Regions from separate parts of the Homo sapiens genome. Here region 1 is linked to region 2. Evidence: chromatin loops called from intact Hi-C (ENCODE). Cell type or tissue: endothelial cell of umbilical vein. All regions are shown on one strand. Each heading gives the region's core, and the rest is flanking DNA. Links, peaks and the distances in the headings are about the cores only.

Evidence for each region. Peaks named below come from ENCODE experiments on the same cell type or tissue, not always from the same donor. Only the 100,000 strongest peaks of a DNase experiment are listed, where the experiment ranks them.
Region 1: a loop joins it to region 2, with 6 times the contacts of the local background. A loop is called at or near these places in 2 of 110 quality-filtered maps.

The regions. Positions count from the first base shown.
Region 1 is chr1:37,570,763-37,580,669 of GRCh38, forward strand. GNL2 (G protein nucleolar 2) reads right to left here. Exons shown (of 16, transcript NM_013285.3): 9 at 5,666-5,794; 10 at 4,833-4,937; 11 at 3,903-4,061; 12 at 3,581-3,694. Among named protein-coding and RNA genes, the nearest start is that of DNALI1, 19 kb to the left of the region's middle. RefSeq lists an enhancer at 5,368-6,567. In endothelial cell of umbilical vein, for the core only: no CTCF peak of the experiment used is centred there; DNase peaks (open chromatin) are centred at 4,509, 5,089 and 5,959; H3K27ac peaks cover 3,427 bases.
Region 2 is chr1:37,510,455-37,520,361 of GRCh38, forward strand. MEAF6 (MYST/Esa1 associated factor 6) reads right to left here and starts at 4,312. Exons shown (of 7, transcript NM_001270875.3): 1 at 4,203-4,312; 2 at 2,969-3,084. The coding sequence starts at 4,292. RefSeq lists a silencer at 3,897-4,496 and an enhancer at 8,008-8,507. In endothelial cell of umbilical vein, for the core only: a CTCF peak has its summit at 4,353 (motif pointing right); a DNase peak (open chromatin) is centred at 4,317; H3K4me3 peaks cover 1,639 bases; H3K27ac peaks cover 1,034 bases.

The DNA of each region.
Region 1 (9,907 bases), core at 757-8,756, 60 kb after region 2:
TGAAGCAAGAGTATAAGGTAAGGAGGGGGAATTCTGTGATTGAAGAGAGTTCATTAGAGAACTAAGTCTGGGGACCCTGAAATGACTGGCCTGTTTTAGGTAACCGCAAAGATAAGTATGTGCCAAGCTTTCTACTGGTGTTTCACATGTATAATATCATTTTATCCTTGCAACAAAAACTCAGAGAACTTAAAAGTGATGTTCTAAAGTCAAGAGTGGCCGGGCAAATCACTAAATAAGTACAGAACTATAAAATTCAGGAAACCACACACAAAATTTATACATACATTTTTCTAGGAAGGGCAATTTTTGGCTTTCAGTTTCTGAAGGGGTTTCTGCTCTTAACCAAAAAAGAAAAACAGAATCACAGAGTAAGGCATATGAGAGTGAAACTGCCTCCAAAGGGTTGACAAGAAGTATCTGCCAAGTTCTGGACAGAAATACAATTATAATTAAGCACTAATTAGGGGGCACTTTGGCCCATATCCTTGTTGCTAAAAGTTCCTGAACACTAGGTACTGACCATTTGCATCCCCACTGTCCCTATAGATAGGATTTCTGACATTTGGGTCATAAGACTATGTAAGAATTGATATGCACCCCCATTGTTCCTATAGGCAAGATCTCTGACATTAGAATCATAAGGTTTTTGTTTAAGGATTGCTTAAAATGTCTTTTCAGATCCCTAATTCCAGCAACCAGTTTGAAGATCCCCAGAGAAACGGGATCTGCATGAGAACACAGCTTCTTCATCTCCCTGTCCGTGACTTCACCCTGCACTCTTCACCCAACCAATGACCCTCACTCCAGCCCACTCCAAAACCCTTAAAACCCTAACCCCAAACTCCTCGTGGAAATGATTTCAGGATTCCTCCCATCTCCTCCTTTGGTGACCCTACGGTTAAACTTCTTTCTCTGCTGCAACCTGGTGGTGTCTCAGCATATTGACTTGCTGTGTGCATTGGGCAACAAATCTATTATGGTTACAATAGTTCTTAAGAATTATCTGAACTACTTATCTACACTTACTGACTACATACGGAGGAAGGGCTGAAGACAATGCCAGTGTTTCCACACAGGGTCCCAAGACAGCAGTGATACGGACATCCAGAATGACCCTAGAATCCAGCTGCTAACTCAAAACCTCCAATGGCTTCCCACCATGACACCCTCTCCTGGCCCACGACATTCCAGCCACAGTGACCTCCTTTCAGCATCAGGACACACAGAGCATACTCCTGCCCCAGCTGCTCTGGATGTGCTGTTCCCCTTGCCTGGAACATTCTCCCTAGATACTAGCATGGCTCCTGTCTCATATTAAGGGCTCTGCTGAAGTGCCACTGCCTCAGAGGCCTTCCCCGACCACCCCAAAGTACTCCTCATCTCCCCCAAACCCCTTAGCCTGGTTTAGTTTTCCTCACAGCACGCAAGACTTCCTGACATTATATGTTTATCTGCCTACTGTCTCCCTGTGATATAAATGTCACACTTCCTGGCACAGAGCTCCTAAGACCCTTGGAATTTCCCAAGCGATGGGTATCTTTTTTATTGATTACAAGCCCCTTTCCACCACACCTGAGTTTATGCTAATGTGGTGACTCATGGTAGACCCCTAGATAGCTTCAGGATGGGGGATGCGCTGGTCACCAGAAAGACAAAGCACTTGACCACATGGTTGGTGCTTTCAGCCACTCAGAGGAGAGAAGGGAGACCAGAAATTGAGTCTATCACCAACTGCCACAGATTTCATCAGTCATGTCTATGTAATGAAACCTCCATAAAAACCCCTACATGATGGGGTTTGGAAAGCTCTGGGTTGCTGAACACATCAATGTGTGGAGAGGGCATGGAAGCTCTGTGCCTCTCCCCCATACCTTACCCTGTGCACCTCTTCCACTGGCTGTGACTGAGTTTCATCCTTTATCATAAACCGTTAATTGTAAACACAGCACTTTCCTGGGTTCTGGGAGTCCTTCTGGCAAATTATCAAACCCCAGAACCCCTGAATTTGTAGTTAGCCGGGCGTAAGTGTGGATAGCCTGAAGCTGCCATCTGAAGCAGGGGACCTAGTCCTTAACTTGTGGGGTCTGTGCTAACTCCGGGAGTTAGTGTCACAACTGAATTAAATTGTTGGGACACTCAGCTGGTATCTGAGAACTGCAGAACTGATATGGAAAAAAATTATGTATTTGGTGTCAGAAGAAACCACACACTCCCCTGCTGGAATATATGTGCAGGAGAGCAGCAGCTTGTCAGTTTCTCACCACAGCACCACCAGTACCCAGAAGAGTCTGTGGCCAACAGGAGACACTCAATATGGGATTGCTGGGTGAATGTATCAGTGAATTAATGAATGAAAGATGCAATACACATGAAGAGGGAGAGAAATTTTTGTTTGGTTGTTTGATGGTTTGGGCAGGGAGAAGGGAGAATGTCAATTAACATCAGTTTCAGGCTAACTTTCAAATGCTGCAGAATACATTCAACTGAAAATACCTAGCTGCAACTGCAACTTGGAATGGGGTCAGGTGAGAGGAAACCAGCACTGTATGGACCCAACGACACTAGCAAGCATAGATGCACAATTTGAAGCCACCATTTCAAGAGACTTGGCTGGGTTCTGAAAAAGGTCCTAGAACCAGAAAGGCAAAACGTTAACGTTGAGCCTTGTGGCGGCCCACTGCCAGGGTGAGGGAAATGGGGATAGTAGGAGAGCTTCTGGCCCCAGCCTTCAGTCTTCTTTCTCCGACTATCAGTAGTACCACTCTCCTTTCCCACTGGATCACAGGTTTTTTGAGGGCCAGGGCTGTTTTTCGTTCCTATATTCCCTGTGCCTGGCACATAGTCGATGCTAATAAATGTTTGTTAAACAAATGTTATCTTAGCAATGATTCTGTTTCGTAAGCATAAGAAAAGATACAGGTACCAGAAGATCACTTACATTTAATGAGCCCTCTTTTTCCAAGGCCCTAAAGGCTAGTATCTAAGTTTGGTCTTCTCTCATATGTCTACTTATTAGTCTCCAAATGCACCCCCTAGCAAGGCCATGGCACTGGCACTCTAGAATGAGAGAGGGTGGAGTGATCGCCATGGGCCAGCAGTGGCTCCCAACAGTGCTTCACCCTCAAAAAAATTTTTTTTTATTTTTTTGAGATGGAGTCTCCCTCTATTGCCCAGGCTAGAGTGCAGTGGCACGATCTCGGCTCACTGCAACTTGTCTCCTGGGTTCAAGCAATTCTCTTGCCTCAGCCTCCCGAGTAGCTGGGACTACAGGAGCGTGCCATCATGCTAGGTTAATTTTTGTATTTTTAGTAGAGACAGGGTTTCACCATATTGGTCAGGCTGGTCTTGAACTCCTGACCTTGTGATCCACCTACCTCGGCCTCCCAAAGTGCTGGGATTACAGGCGTGAGCCACCCATGCCCGGCCCCAAAAATATTTTTATATATTTAAAAAAATAATAAAATGAGAGACACCGCAGCTGAATGAATACACGCTCTATGAAGAGAGACAATCACAAGCTACACCAAATCTAGGTCAGGACCCATGCTCCCCAGAGGTGGGCCCACCCTGCTCTTACCTGGGGGGCCACAAGTGGCTCTGCATTGGGTGGCTTGACAAAGAAAGGAATCCGGCCCCTCTGCCAGTCATTGAGGACCATCTTACCCACAGTCTGCAAGTCGGGCTCTCCACCCTGAAAGGTCACAAAGAGATTCCCAATTAAATTCAAAGGACCAAAACCACCTACCACTTTGGGGGTATTTCAGTTGTCCCAGGGGTTCATCATCACTTAAGTGACAAGTTTCACACTGCTCATACATGCATACCAAAAAAAGGCCCATATCATATACATACATGCTTGTGACAAGTATCAGTCTAAATTCTCACAAACGCCGGGTCACCTTTAGTAACTTCCCAGTCCGGAAAGCGAGCTTCTCAAGAAAGTCCTCAGCATTCTCCCAAGAATCAATCTTGTATGTTTTGCTGATATATTCTGGCTTTGCTCGTTCAAGTACAGCACCAATGTGGTCTTCAGGACTCTTAATTTTTTCTACTTGAACCTAAATGTTAATAGGAAATCTCTCACTTACAAACTTTGTTGTGGAAGCAGTGAAGTTCCCAGTGTCCTTTGCAGCACTATTTGAAAATAGACTTCAACATCACAAAGCTCGTGGAGATTGGCAGGAGCCTGTCTCTGACGGGGCTAGACATGGTCAGCTGCAAGGAGCACTGCTGAAAGCTGACCATAGCCACGGAGCCCAGAACTCAGCTTTAATCCCCACTCACCACAAACTAACTGTGTGGCTGCCACAGTTTAAACTTGGAATGCTTCATGTTACTCACTTGCAGAAATGGTTAAAAGCCTGCCCATCCCAGGACACAAAAATAATGGAATAGTTTAAGAAAGGAGAGGAGGAATGTGTACAGGATGTATAGCCAGAAGCATGGTCAAGGTTAAGTGGAACCATTTACAGTTTTTCAGTCGTATTCAGAAACAAGTGAGGAAATGACTGGGTTCCAAAATGACTCAACCCATAAACCCACGAAGACGAATTATCGCTAAGCATAAACAGGCCCTGCTTCCCTTTGGATCCTGTGTGTAAACTACAAACTCTTTTGTGGGATGATATTGACCAGATATGCCCATGGTTCCACTAATTCCTCAAACAGCTTATGCTGAGAGGCTGCTGTTCAGCATCATGTTCCTAAAGTTTGGTCAGACAGGCTGACCCCAAACTGCCTTCTTAATAAGTAAAAAGGAAAGGTATCCAGGGTTCCCTATAGAACACTCCCCCGCAAACACAAACAGCCTATCAGGGCCAAATACTCACAACTCCTTTTAGCACAATGTCTGTCTCGGAGTCCTCAGAGGGGTAAACCACACCTGGACAGTCAATCAGGAATATCCGACGCATCAAAGTAATATACTGCCAGACCTGAAGTCAGAAAAAAGTCAGAGATGTCCTGTATCAAACACTAAGAGTCTAATTTCACAAACCCCTGATGCTCATGTATGAAGCTGGAAAGGAGGAAGGGGTGAGTCAAAGAAAAGCAACGCGCTAAGTAATTAAGCTACTAACTCTCTCATCTGTGCCGTGCACAAGATACTTCCACTAAGTGTAAACTATAGTTTCCATCAGCTAAGAGTCTAAAAACAACACAGAGACAGGATTTCCATCTCGTATTGTGCAATTATACCCGGTGAACCTTTCCTGAGTTTTAGAAGTACTCTTGAGAGCTTAGTACTGCTTGACCTCATTGCCTTTAAGCAAAACCATGCTGTTCCCCACTATGTGTTCTAGGATATGACCCCCAACTTTCAGAACCTACCTTAAGTTTGAGGCTTCTTAACCCAGGCATCAAATATTCTTGGGTTAGTTTTGTTTATCAAAATAAAAGGCTGGAGTGATAATTTAAAACAGATCTAAATATGAATCACATTAACTAACACAGGCCAAAGCCACACGGGGGCATATAAAATACTCTCAGTCTTATCAAAGTGGGCAGAAACAACTCTGATACGTTCCAAACTATTATATGGTGAGCTAAACTCCTAGTGGTGGTCTGCATTCAAGAGAAGCAGAGAGAAATCAACAAGTCCTAAACAATCACTCTCTATGAAAAGAAAATATGCAAAAGTAAGGTCACCCTGCGCCCAACGTACCTTTGTTTCACCTGCAATGGGAGCCACGTTGCAAACTTTCTTAGAACGCAATGTATTTATCACAGAGCTCTTGCCAACATTTGGATAGCCAATGAACCCAACACTGATCTGTTTCTTGTCAGTGTGCAACTGTTCAAAGAGAGAATACACAGCACATACATGCAGTCATATATATCCCTTTGGACAAGTAGGTTGTATTACTTTGTTAATATCAAGAATACAGTGCAAAACTGTTGATACAACTTGATCTGAAGCCTAGATACACACCACCTACATAATCTGAGTAAGCTGGATACATATGCTTATTAATAAATCAGAGGTGAGTCATTTCCTCAGTCATGCAAGTGAAATTATCCTTGTATGTGTTAAGGTTAAAAGTATGTAGGTCAAGAAATAAAAGAAGGCTCGGCACAGTGGCTCACGCCTGTAATCCCAGCACTTTGGGAGGCCAAGGAGAGCGGATCACCTGAGGTCAGGGGTTCGAGACCAGCCTGGCCAACATGATGAAACCCTGTCTCTACTAAAAATACAAAAATTAGCCAGGCATGGTGGCGCAAGCCTGTAATCCCAGCTACTTGGGAGGCTGAGGCAGGAGAATCGCTTGAACCTGGGAGGCCGAAGTTGCAGGGAACCAAGATCATGCACTGCACTATAGCCTGGGTGACAGAGACTCCAGTCTCAAAAAAAAAAAAAAGAAACAAAAGAAGAAAAACAGCTTGTTAGTCACTGATTTAGAACAATGCCATCTATTGATAAAACATCTTCGGGAAAAAGAATATGAACAGGTTCATCAACTGGACAATCCCACAACTCACCCCCCCTTTTCTTTGCATAATACATCTGCATTTCCACTGCCAAAAATAAATAACAAAAGAAAAAAAGCAACCTTGAAAGTTACGACTACAGGGTGAAAGTCTCAAAAAGGCAGAGCTTGCTATCAAGAAGAGGGCCTACAAACGAATGGAGGCTTCCGATTAAAGATGGTGGACTGAACATACATGCTAACCCCGTTCCCTCACCAACTCCACTAGAATGACAGCAGTGGACATTAACACTTTTAAACCAATAGAACCAAACATACTGAACCAGAGAATGAGATGGAGATGAGACAACAAAAACTAAAGTGATGTTAAACAAAATACTAGATGCTTAAAAGTAGTATCAAACTTGGCCCATTACAAAATATAAAAGCTAAGTGGTTGTAAAGATAGAAAAACTAAAGATCCAGCAATAATAATGACAATGAATCACAGAGATTCATTGGGAATCACTGGGAATTGGTGGTAGATCCCTCTTAAGATAGGGCTGAAAACAAGGACCAGCAGATAGTCTGCCAAAGCAGCCACACTTCTCCATCCCCTCCCTCATTCAGGGTGGGCACACAACTTCTCTACTCTCAAAGAAATCCAGGGCCTATGAAAGTGGCTTTTGGATTTTTTGAAATGTCACATGTTTGAAAGTATCTGTAATCTTCAGACTTGAAAGGGATCCTGGATTTAGAGATAATAACAGTATTCCCAGAATGATTAATTGAAAATCTAAGTATTCAATAGTGAGATGCCCAGTCTACTATTCCCACTGAGTTCCCAGAACTCTAGCAGCCAGGATTCTATACCCCTAGAGCTAGAGATTGAAAGATTCTCTTCTGGGGAAACTCACAAGCCCAAGAAAAAAGACCTACAGACACTGGTATCTACAGGATGTCCTCCCAACAAAAAATTTGGGTCCCAGTCAGGCACAGTGGCTCATGCCTGTAATCCCAGAACTCTGGGAGGCTGAGGTGGGCAGATCACTTGAGGTCAGGAGTTTGAGACCAGCTTGGCCAACATGGTGAAACCCCAACTCTACTCAAAATACAAAAATTAACCAGGTCTGGTGGTGCTTGCCTGTACTCCCAGCTACTTGGGAGGCTGAAGCAGGAGAATTGCTTGAACCCAGGAGGCGGAGATTGCAGTGAGCCTAAATCAGGCCACTCCACTCCAACCTGGGCAATAGAGCAAGACTCTGTCTCAAAAAAAAAAAAAAAATTAAATTAAATTAGAGTCCCTATTTAATCACCTTACAATGAAGTCTATCAGTCAACAAGGCCACTCCATGGAGAAAAAAAAGAACCTATCAGCTTTTTAATGCCTTACTCTTTTTTTTTTTGAAACAGGGTCTTCCCTTGTCAACCAGGCTGAAGTACAGCGACACAATCACAGCTCTCTGCGGCCTCTGTCTCCTGGGCTCAAGCAATCCTCCTGCCTCAGCCTCCTGGGTAGCTGGAACCATAAGTGTGCACCACTATGCCTTGCTAATTTTTTTCTATCTTTTGTAGAGATGGAGTTTTGCCATATTGCCCAGGCTCGTCTAGAACTCCTGAGCTCAAGCGATCTGCCTGCCTCATCCTCCCAAAGTGGTGGGATTATAGGCATGAGCCACTCTACCTGGCCTAATGCCTTACTCTTAAATATAAATAGAGAACCAAGAATAAACATTTAAGTTGACTCTACTTGCGGGTCGAGGCTGCAGTGAGCCATGATCGCACCACTGCACTTCAGCCTGGGTTAAGACAGAACAAGACCCTGTCTCAAAAAAATTTTTAAAGTAAAAGAAAAAATTTTTAAGCGTGACTGTAGCAGAAAACACAAAAAAACCCACAAAAATTTGGAGGTAACAGAATCAATGCAGACAGGAAAATTTCAAAACGTCATTAATGATACTGTGACTGTGAAATAAGATGTAAAAGGAGGCAGAGCAAATCAGAATTCAACAAGAGCTCTCAGAAATTAAAAATTAAAAGCAATTGGCAAAATAAATTTTGTGACTGGGCAGCTGGATGATCAAAACAAGGAAAGTGGCCGGGAGCAGTGGCTCACGTCTGTAATCCCAGCACTCTGGGAGGCCGAGGGGGGCGGATCACCTGAGGTCGGAAGTTTGAGACCAGCCTGACCAACACGGAGAAGCCCCGTCTCTACTAAAGATACAAAATTAGCCAAGTGTGGTGGCACATGCCTGTAATCCCAGCTACTCGGGAGGCTGAGGCAGGAGAATTGCTTGAACCTGGGAGGAGGAGGTTGCAGTGAGCCGAGATCGCGCCATTGCACTCTAGCCTGGGCAACAAGAGCAAAACTCTGTCTCACAAAAAAAAAAAAGTACCCAGAAAATAGAGGAAAATGTCATATATGTACCAAAAGAAAAAATATATAGGCCAGGTGCAGTGGCTCATGCCTGTAATCCCAACACTTTGGGAGGCTGAGGCGGGCGGATCACGAGGTCAAGAGATCAAGACCATCCTGGCTAACATGGTGAAAACCCGTCTCTACTAAAAATACAAAAATTAGCTGCGCGTTGTGGCGTGTGCCTGCAGTCCCAGCTACTCGGGAGGCTGAGGCAGGAGAATCGCTTAAACCCGGGAGGCGGAGGCTGCAGTGAGCCGAGATCACACCACTGCACTCCAGCCTGGTGACAAGAGTGAGACTCTGCCTCAAAAAAAAAAAAAAAAAAAAAGAAAGCAAATATAAATCAAGAATTAAACCAGGAGGTAAAAGCAAATTTCTGAACAAGAATACAGACAACTGAGGGAGGAAAGAAAATTTCAAAGAAATAATGTAAGACAATATCAGACTAAAGTCTCATCAAACGCCAAGCTCACTGAGCAATAAAAGGCCCACTTCAAGACACACCACTGTGAAATTTTAGAACAAGAGAAATTTTAAATTTTAGAATAAGAAAAGATTGGCTGGGCGTGGTGGCACACACCTGTAATCCCAGCACTTCAGGAGGCCAAAACGAGGCAGGAGGATCGCTTGGGCCTAGGAGTTTGAGGTTACAGTGAGCTGTGGTTGTGCCACCACACTCCAGCCTGGGTGACAAAGCAAGACCCTGTCTCAAAACAAGAAATCACAGCCACACAAAGTATGAGGGGTCAGAATGGCCTCAGATTCCTCAGAATTCAGAAGACAGTGCAGTGGTAACCTCAGTATTCTGAGGAAAAACAGCATAAAGGGTAGAATAAAGATCTTAATAAAGATATTTTCAGAACGCAAGGCGTATCTCAAAAAAATGTTCTTTCCAAGTATTCCTTCTCAGGAAACTTTTGGAAAATATGTCCCATGGAAAGAAAGGAGTAAACCAGAAAAGAAGAAAAGAGGTCCTATAAATAAGAGGTCCCATACAGGAAAACAGCCATGGGAATTCTCTGGATGACAGTGAAAGGAAATCCCAGAAAGACGACGCTGCAGCAGCCTGGAGAGCGGCCAG
Region 2 (9,907 bases), core at 1,260-9,259:
CACTGCAATCTCCACCTTCTGCGTTCAAGTGATTATCCTGCCTCAGCCTCTGAAGTAGCTGGGACTACAGGCGCACCCCACCATGCCCGGCTAATTTTTGTATTTTTAGTAGAGACAGGGTTTCACCATATTGGCCAGGCTGGTCTCAAACTCCAGACCTCAAGTGATACACTCACCTTGGCCTTCCAAAGTGCTGGGATTACAGGTGTGAGCCACTGTGCCTGGCCACACTTTCATTTTAATACGTATCTATTTTACCTTATTTACTTATTTATATATTTTTTTGAGACGGAGTTTCACTCTTGTTGCCCAGGCTGGACTGCAATGGCGCGAGCTCGGCTCACTGCAACCTCTGCCTCCCGAGTTCAAGCGATTCTCCTGCCTCAGCCTCCCAAGTAGCTGGGATTACAGGCATGTGCCACCACGTCCGGCTAATTTTGTACTTTTAGTAGAGACAGTTTCTCCATGTTGGTCAGGCTAGTCTTGAACTCCCAACCTCAGGTGATCCACTCGCCTCGGCCTCCCAAAGTGCTGAGATTACAGGCGTGAGCCACTATGCCCGGCCAATATATATTTATTTTAATGCTTATTATTTAAAAAGTGGAGAACAGATTAGTGATATGAAGTGTCTCTTAAATAAACTTAATTCTCAAATTTAAAGAAAGAACCAGGGTTCCTTAGAGGAATGGCTGATACCAGGTCTGGGACAAAAAATGCAAAAGGTAAGTATGGGACATCTCTTAGGCCAGAAAGCAATGGAGTACTCCAAAAGTAATAGGGTCATGTTGAAACGACAAACAAGCCAGCTTGAGGAGGCTCCCTCTGACCACAGCTGGGACAAATGTGGGAGAATGAAAGAAACAGAAGTCAAAAAAGGAAGACTCTTTTTCAGAATGCCAGTAATAAATATAAAGGGAATAATACAATTAGAGAATCACTATTTTACAACTTCCAGTGTACTAACGGATTCAGATAAGAATCAACGGTGTATACTAAACAACTGAATACAAATTTAGAGGGAGCAGTATATTCATAATGTCTCAAAGCATAACATCCAAAATTACTTGTTAATCACAATGGGAAAAAATGAACTTTTATAGCAGATAAATCATATGATCAAACTTAGCAGCAACAAATAATAGGACAATGTGACATTATGTGCCTCCTGATAAACTAGAGATAGATAACAAAGGATACACCAATTGCCTATGTAAGATTTTTGCAAAAATGTTTAAAGGATCTTTCAGGACCCTTTTAATCAGTCATGAGTTTTGCCCTCAGAAAATCTCAGGAAACTGCAACATTCTACAAGGCAATGTCATGAATACCACCACAACCACCACCAAAAGGGTGACTCTCCTCAATCTTAAGACATAATAGCCAAATGCATGCATGAATGCTTACTGAATCCTGGATCAAAACAAATTAGCAAAGAATTTTTGGGGACAATTGAGGAAATTTTAATAAAGACTATGTATTAGATACTATTAATGCAGTATTGATTTTCTAGGTATAATAACTGGTTAGGTAGAAGAAATGGCCCTATACTCAGGAGGTAATTACTGACACATTTAGGTGCAAAGTGTCATTTACCTGCATCTAACTTTCAAACCGTTAAGTGGGAAAAAAAGGTAGGGGGACTGGGAGATATAACTACAAAGGAGTGGCATGAGGAAGATCTTTGTGGTAATGGAATAGTTCAGTAACTTCATTGTGGTTACATGAATCTACACACAAGATAAAGTGACACAGAACTATATATATACATTGTACCAATGTCAATTTTCTGGCTTTGATACTGTATTATAGCTACATAAAACACAACCATTGGGGAAAACCAGATGAAGGGTACAAGAGACCATTCTGCCAACTCCCTATGAATCTATAATTATTTCACAATTTAAAAATGTGAAATGTAAATATAGATGTGTGCTTATATTAATATATATTATAGAAAGTAAGAGAAAGCAAATGTCACAACACATTAACAATTTGTGAATATAGGTAGGAGGGTATCAAGTGTTCATATACTATTCTTCCCATTTTCCTATAATTTGAAGATTTTCTAAAAGTTTAGAAATTTTTTAAAAATAATATTACTAAGTAAGCAGTGGTACAGCTGGCACACAGGTATGGCAAAAATTGTGAGGGTCAGTTGGGCGTGGTGGCTCACCCCTTTAATTCCAACACTTTGAGAAGCTGAGGCAGGAGGACTGCTTGAAACCAGGAGTTCCAGGCCTGCCTGAGCAACAAAGTGAGATCCCACTTCTACAAAAAAAAGTTTTTAATTAGTCAGGTACAGTATGGTGTGCCTGTAGTCCCAGCTAATTGGGAGGCTGAGGTGGGAGGATCACTTCAGCCCAGGAGTCTGAGGCTGCAGTGAGCTAAGTTCGTGCTACTGCACTCCAGCCTGGACAACAGCGTGAGACCCTGTCTCTTAGAAAAAAGAAAAGTGGCCAGGCGTGGTGGCTCACACCTGTAATCCCAACACTTTGGGAGGCCAAGGCAGCAGATCACCTGAGGTCAGGAGTTCGAGACCAGCCAGGCCAACATGGAGAAACCTCGTCTCTACTAAAAATAAAAAAATTAGCCAGGCATGGTGGCACGCACCTGTAATCCCAGCTACTCAGGAGGAAAAAGAAAAAAAGAAAAGAAAAATACTGTGAGGGTAGAACTCATGACTGATTAAAATGTGTAAAAAATTTAATAGAATGCTATTGTATAAAGATACTGTATTTAAGCCTCACACAACCCTGTGCCATAGGCCCAACTTTCGCTATTTTACAGATGTGAGCCTTGTCTAAGATTATTCGGTGAGGCAGTGCCTGAGCCAGAGTCCAAGAGTTCAAGTCCAGATCACACCACTACTTTACTACTGCCTCCAGCAAAGTTGCCACTAAGAGCATACAGTCCTAAAAACAAACGTTACTAGGGCACAATAGGAACACTACAGGCTTTCGACACTCACTTTTGGTTGGTCAGATACCGATCCCAGCCACGAATAATATTGCCATACATCTGAGTGTCTTCCAGGTAGCTTCCCTCAAAAGCATAGATCTGTCGCTCCAAATTTGCCAATGTTTCCTGAGAGATGAAAAACAAGGACATGAATGATACCTTTTAAATGCAAACACTTAAGTCTGGCCAAAATGAAATCCTGATATTAGACTCGTAAACGCAAGCTTGCCCACACTAAACCACCCTGTGGAGAGATGGAAGATACGGGGAGGAGGAGCCGTTTAGGACTAAGACAGTCTAGACCTTTGGGGGTGATGGACCCCTGAATGTATAAAGCATGTCTCCAGAAAAATACACACACACGCGAAATTTTGCATATACTTTAGAGGATTCACGGAAACCATGAGTCAAGAGCCCAGGCTAACGCAGAACTTGGGCGATGTCCACTCCCACGCACAAAAGGTATCGCTACCAGGAGAGGGAAAGGTGAGCAGCCTTTCAGCGTCAACTCGCTCCCCTCCCCGCAGGCTCAAGAGAGGCCGCCGACACCGGGCTGCCAGTTGCTATGGAAACCTAGAAGGGCAGCTTCAGGTGAGAGGGGCCTCCCGGGTGCCCAAGCCGAGACGCGGGGGCAGGAAGAGCTTAGCCACCAGAGTGCATTGGGCCTTGGGTGCCTGTCACAATTCTGAATTCTCCGGAATGTGTTCTTCTCCCTCGCCTGTCACCTTCTAGATGTTCCCAAACACATCACAACCCTGTCTATCAAAAACCTCCATTCAACGGATCTACTCCCAGTACCAAAAAGAACACGCTCCCCACCAGCCTCCAAAGTCCAGACGGGGTGACTGGGTCCCCCTCCCACACTAGCCTCCTTCCCCACCCCCTCCCCGCAAAGATCACGGACTAGCCCGCCTCGCCCACCCCCGCGGCTCACTGACGCTCGCCCTTCCTAGCGCCCTCTCCCCGGGCCCCGGCACCGTCCTCCCTCCACGCCCCCTCCTGCGGCTGCCGCTTCCCCTCCCCCTCCCGCGCTCCCGGCTCTCTCCCGGCTCCGGATTCGCACAGCCGGGAAGCTGAACCGCCGGCGGGCCGCAGAATGCGCACCCGGCCTCAGGCCGCCGAGCACCCGGCCCGCCGCGCCGCGCCCCCGGAGTAACAAACGGCCTAGCGCGGCCGGGCTTGGGGCCTGGAGGCGGGGCGGGCGCGGAGCCCCATGCCGTGCAACCCCTGTCCTAGCCCCTCACCGCCAGCTCCTGCTTCCGCTTCACGAGCTCCGCCAGCTCCCGCCGGGTGTCCGGGATCTGCGGCGGCGCCGCCTTGTTGTGCATCGCCATGTTGGGCTGAGGCGGGCGGCGGCGGCGCGAGGTTGGGGGCGGTCCCTGCGCCGCCAGGGGGCGCCCCCCCGCTCTGCGCCTGCGCGCGCGGCTTCCGGAGACGCGTGCAGCGCCGTGCCGAGCTTCGCTAAGGCCGGGGCTCTCGAAGGTCCTTCTCGGAGAGCTCTAGAGATGCGGCTTCTGCTTTCTGCCGTTTCCTGCCCCTCGGCTGGCCGCCGGCTTTACAGACGCCACAAATCCACCGCGTCCAAAGCCTAGCTCGTCCTCAGGCCTCCGAGTCTCCTGTGCGCCCCGCTTCAGTCCACTTCAGTGAATGACTTTCACTATCCACCGAATTGCCTGCGTCAGAAACGCGGTTTTCCTCACTCTGCACCTGGAGTAAAACGCGATCCCAGGTCAAGCTCTATGGACTCGACTCCGGAAGAGCTCGCGAATCCATTTGCTTGTGCCTGCGCCTTCTGCCACCTCACTAGTTCATTCAGGCCCTCCCTGTTTGGGGCTACATTATTCCAGCGGCTTATTTCCACCTTTAGCCCCACTTAATCCACTATCCACAGTGGTGCCAGGATCTTCCAGAAACAAATGTTATCACTCCCCGGTTTAAAGTCTTTCAGTGGCTTCCCATTTTCCCAGTGCCCTTTGGAGAAACAAGTATGTGTAGTGGTTAAGGGCACAAAACTGGAGCGAGAACTACCTTGTTCAAAATCCTATCGCTACATCGATAAAGTGTGCTCCTTTGGGCAAATAACCAAATCTCAACTCCCTCATCTGTAAAATACAAGCAGTAATAGAATCTACCTAATACATTTGCTGTGAGGAGTAAATCACCTAATATGTGTAAGGGGTTTGGCAGGCGCCAATGACTGTGCAAGTACGAGTTCGCTTTTATCGTTAAGTCCAAGGTGTAAACGTTGTTTTCACTTGGCCCCTGTGGATTTCTCCGTCCTCAGCTCTCCATCTTTCACTGTTCTGCAGTTTCGCTATCATAAGTCTAAGTGGGATATTTTTTCTTCCTTTTGTTTTGTTTCTTGCTTGGAAGTCTTTGGATTTCTATAATATGTGGGTTGGTATCTTCCACCAGTTTTGGGAAATCGCAGTCATTTTTCTTCAGATGCCTGTCTCATTTCTCTCTCCTTCTGGAACTCGAACATAAGAAGCTTTTTAACCTACCGTCTATATTTTCCATCTTTTTGTCCCTCTGTGCTGCATTCTGAATAACTGGTTTCGTGTGCGGATCTTGTAACCTGCCATCTTGCTGAACTCCCTTACTAATTTTAGGGGGGGTTGTATAGATTCCTTGGAATTTTTACATAGATAATAATTTCATCTGCAAATAAATAGGGAGTTTTTTTTTTTCTAAGCTGAGTGCTTTTTCTTTTTCTTCCTTATTGTGCAGATTTCCAGTAGTCTGTTAAATAAAAGTGATAACATTAGACATCCTTGCCTTGTTCCCTGTTTTAAGGGGAATGCAGGCCGGGCGCGGTGGCTCACGCCTGTAATCCCAGCACTTTGGGAGGCCGAGGCGGGTGAATCACAAGGTCGGGAGATCAAGACCATCCTGGCTAACACAGTGAAACCTCGTCTTTATTAAAAAATACAAAAAAAATTAGCCGGGCGTGGTGGTGGGCGCCTGTAGTCGCAGCTACTCGGAAGGCTGAGGCAGGAGAATGGCGTGAACCCGGGAGGCGGAGCTTGCAGTGAGCCAAGATCCCGCCACTGCACTCCAGCCTGGGCAAGAGCGAGACTCCGTCTCAAAAAAAAAAAGGGGGGGTGGCGAATGCATTCAGTCTCTCACCATTAAGTATGACATTAGTTGTGGGAGTTTTGTAGATGCTGTTTTTCAAGGTGAGGAAGTACCTCTATATTCCTAGTGTAAACCAAAAAACAAACAAGTAAAAAAACTTTTAAGCCACTGGGTGCGGTGGCTAAATCCCACCACTTTGGGAGGCCGAGGCGGGCGGATCACGAGGTCAGGAGTTCAAGACCAGCCTGACCAACATGGTGAAACCCCATCTCTACTAAAAATACAAAAAATTAGCCAGGTGTGGTGGTGTGCGCCTATAATCCCGTCTACTCAGGAGGCTGAGGCAGGAGAATCGCTTGAACCGGGGAGGCAGAGGATACAGTGAGCCGAGATCGCCACTGCACTCCAGCCTGGGTGAGAGAGTGAGACTCTGTCTCAAAAACAAAACAAAACAAAACAAAAAGCTGGCTGGGCGAGGTGGCTCACGCCTATAATCCCAGCATTTTGGGAGGCCAAGACAGGTGGATCACCTGAGGTCAGGAGTTGGAGACCAGCCTGACTAACATGGTGAAACCCCGTCTCTACTAACAATATAAAAAATTAGCCGGGCGTGGTGACAGGCACCTGTAATCCCTGTACTCAGGAGGCTGAGGCATGAAAATAGCTTGAACCCGGGAAGTGGAGGTTGCAGTGAGCCGAGATTGCGCCATTGCACTCCAGCCTGGGCAACAAGAGTGAAACTCCATCTTAAAAAAAAAAAAGTTGGTGTGCTCCATCAATTCCCGGAGGCCCGACAAAGGTAGCCTGGGAATTCCAGATAAATGGAACAAATGATGACCTGCTAGAAACGCATGGGAAACAAAATAACTATTCACAGAACCACATAAAAGCCTTCCAATAGAAACTAAAAAAAAAAAAAATCATGGTTTTATATATATGAATACACACTTGATCTTAGCCAAAAGGCCAAGAAGCGATATATATATGCATACACAAGCAAGGCCCAGAGGAGAATAAACAGCAAACGAATGAAAATTAGAAACAAAAACAAATAAACAGGAAACCAACTCTAAATTTTTCCTACTCAATCTACCCTGGAGGCTACAGTGTTACCCAGAGCCCCCAAAACTCCACATAATATTTTATTCCTAATACACAATTCAATATCCTTAAGTCCACCAATATCACCATACATCCTGCAAAATCAAGAAATTCACTCTAGGCACATGACCAATAAGTACTCCAGTGCCAGCACTATCCATGCAAAACAGTAAACATAGTGTGAAGCAATACAAGCATGGATGTGAAATTTGGCTCCACACTAAATCCAGCTTTGTGCTTAACTATATTAAAAAAGAATTGCCAAACTGCCTATTCATTTCTTTACAATATTTATTTTTCTTTTTTTTTTTTTTTGAGACAGAATTTCTCTCTTGTCACGGAGTACAATGGCACAATCTCAGCTCACTGCAACCAGTACCCACCATTCAAAGTTCCCAACTTTTCTTTGTGTTCCTGTCTTCTGAGCCCTTCAAACTCTTCCAAACTCTCTCTGTTACCCAGTTCCAAAGCCGCTTCTGAGAGGTGACAGCGTGCTGGCAGTCCTCAGAGCCCTCGCTTGCTCTCGGCACCTCCCCCGCCTGGGCTCCCACTTTGGTGGCATTTGAGGAGCCCTTCAGCCCCCCACTGCACTGTGGGAGCCCCTTTCTGGGCTGGCCAAGGCCGGAGCCCACTCCCTCAGCTTGCAGGGAGGTGTGGAGGAAGAGGCACGAGCGGGAACCCGGGCTGCGTGCGGCGCTTGCGGGCCAGCTGGAGTTCCGGGTGGGCGTGGGCTTGGTGGGCCCCGCACTCGGCGCAGCCAGCCAGCCCTGCTGGCCCCGGGCAATGGGGGACTTAGCACCCGGGCCAGTGGCTGCAGAGGGTGTACTGAGTCCCCCAGCAGTGCTGGCCCACCGGCGCCGCGCTCGATTTCTCGCCGGGCCTTAGCTGCCTTCCCACGGGGCAGGGCTCGGGACCTGCAGCCCGCCATGCCTGAGCTTCCCACCCACTCCATAGGCTCCTGTGCGGCCCGAGCCTCCCTGACGAGCACCACCCCCTACTCCACGGTGCCCAGTCCCATCGACCACCCAAGGGCTGAGGAATGCGAGCGCATGGCGCAGGACTGGCAGGCAGCTCCACCTGCAGCCCCGGTGCGGGATCCACTAGGTGAAGCCAGCTGGGCTCCTGAGTCTGGTGGGGACGTGGAGAGTCTTTATATCTAGCTCAGGGATTGTAAATACACCAATCAGCACCCTGTGTTGAGCTCAAGGTTTGTGAGTGCACCAATCGACACTCTGTATCTAGCTGCTCTGGTGGGGCCTTGGAGAACCTGTGTGTCCAAACTCTGTATCTAACTAATCTGATGGGGACGTGGAGAACCTTTCTATCTAGCTCAGGGATTGTAAACGCACCAATCAGCGCCCTGACAAAACAGGCCACTGGGCTCTACCAATCAGCAGGATGTGGGTGGGGCCAGATAAGAGAATAAAAGCAGCCTGCCAGAAGGCGCATTGGCAACCTGCTGGGGTCTCCTTCCGCATTGTGGCTGCTTTGTTCTTTCGCTCTTTGCAGTAAATCTTGCTACTGCTCAGTCTTTGGGTCCACGCTGCTTTTATGAGCTGTAACACTCACCGCGAAGATCTGCAGTTTCACTCCTGAACCCAGCAAGACCACGAGCCCACCGGGAGAAACAAACAACTCCAGACGTGCTACCTTAAGAGCTGTAACACTCACCGTGAAGGTCTGCAGCTTCACTCCTGGAGCCAGTGAGCCCACGAGCCCACCGGGAGGAACGAAAGACTCCAGACGCGCTGCCTTAAGGGCTGTAACACTAACCGTGAAGGTCTGTAGCTTCACTCCTCAGCCAGCGAGACCACGAACCCACCAGAAGGAAGAAACTCCAAACACATCTGAACATCAGAAGGGGCAGACTCCAGACGCGCCACCTTAAGAGCTGTAACACTCACCGCGAGGGTCCGTGGCTTCATTCTTGAAGTCAGTGAGAGCAAGAACCCACCAATTCCGGACACACTTCCACATCTTCAGGTATCTTTATAGCAATCCCCCACTCCTCCATCCCAACTTCCTGTATTAGTTTGTTCTGCATTGCTATAAAGGAATACCTGAGACTGTTATAAAGAGATGTATTTGGCTCATAGTTGTGCAGGCTTCTAGGTGAGGGCCTCAGGAAGTTTACAACCATGGCCAATGGTGAAGGGGAGCCAGTGTGTCACATGGCAAGAGAGAGAAGAGAAAGTTCCAGGCTCTTTTTAACAACCAGCTCTTGCAGGAACTCATTACTGTGGGGAAAGCACCAAGCCCCTCATGAGGAATCCACCCCCATAACCTAAATCCCTCCCACCAGGCCCCACCTCCAACACTGGGGATCACTTTCAACATGAGATTTGGAGACAAAACATCCAAGCCATAACAAGGTAGTTTATAGTTTTCAAAGAATTGGTCCATTCATCTAAGTTAAATTAATGTGCATAGGCTGGGCACGGTGGTCCACACCTGTAATCCCAGTACTTTGGGAGGCTGAGGTGAGTGGATTACCTGAGATCAGGAGTTTGAGATCAGACCCGTCACCAGGGTGAAACCCTCTCTCTACTAAAAATACGAAAATTAGTAGGGCAGGGTCGTGGGCACCTGTAATCCCAGCTACTTGGGAGGCTGAGGCAGGAGAATCGCTTGAACCCAGGAGGTAAAGGTTGCAGTGAGCTGAGATTGCATCACTGCACTCCAGCCTGGGCGACAGAGAAAAAAAAAAGAGGCTAGGCGCGGTGGTTCGTGCCTGTAGCGCCTGTAATCCCAACACTTTGGGAGACCGAGG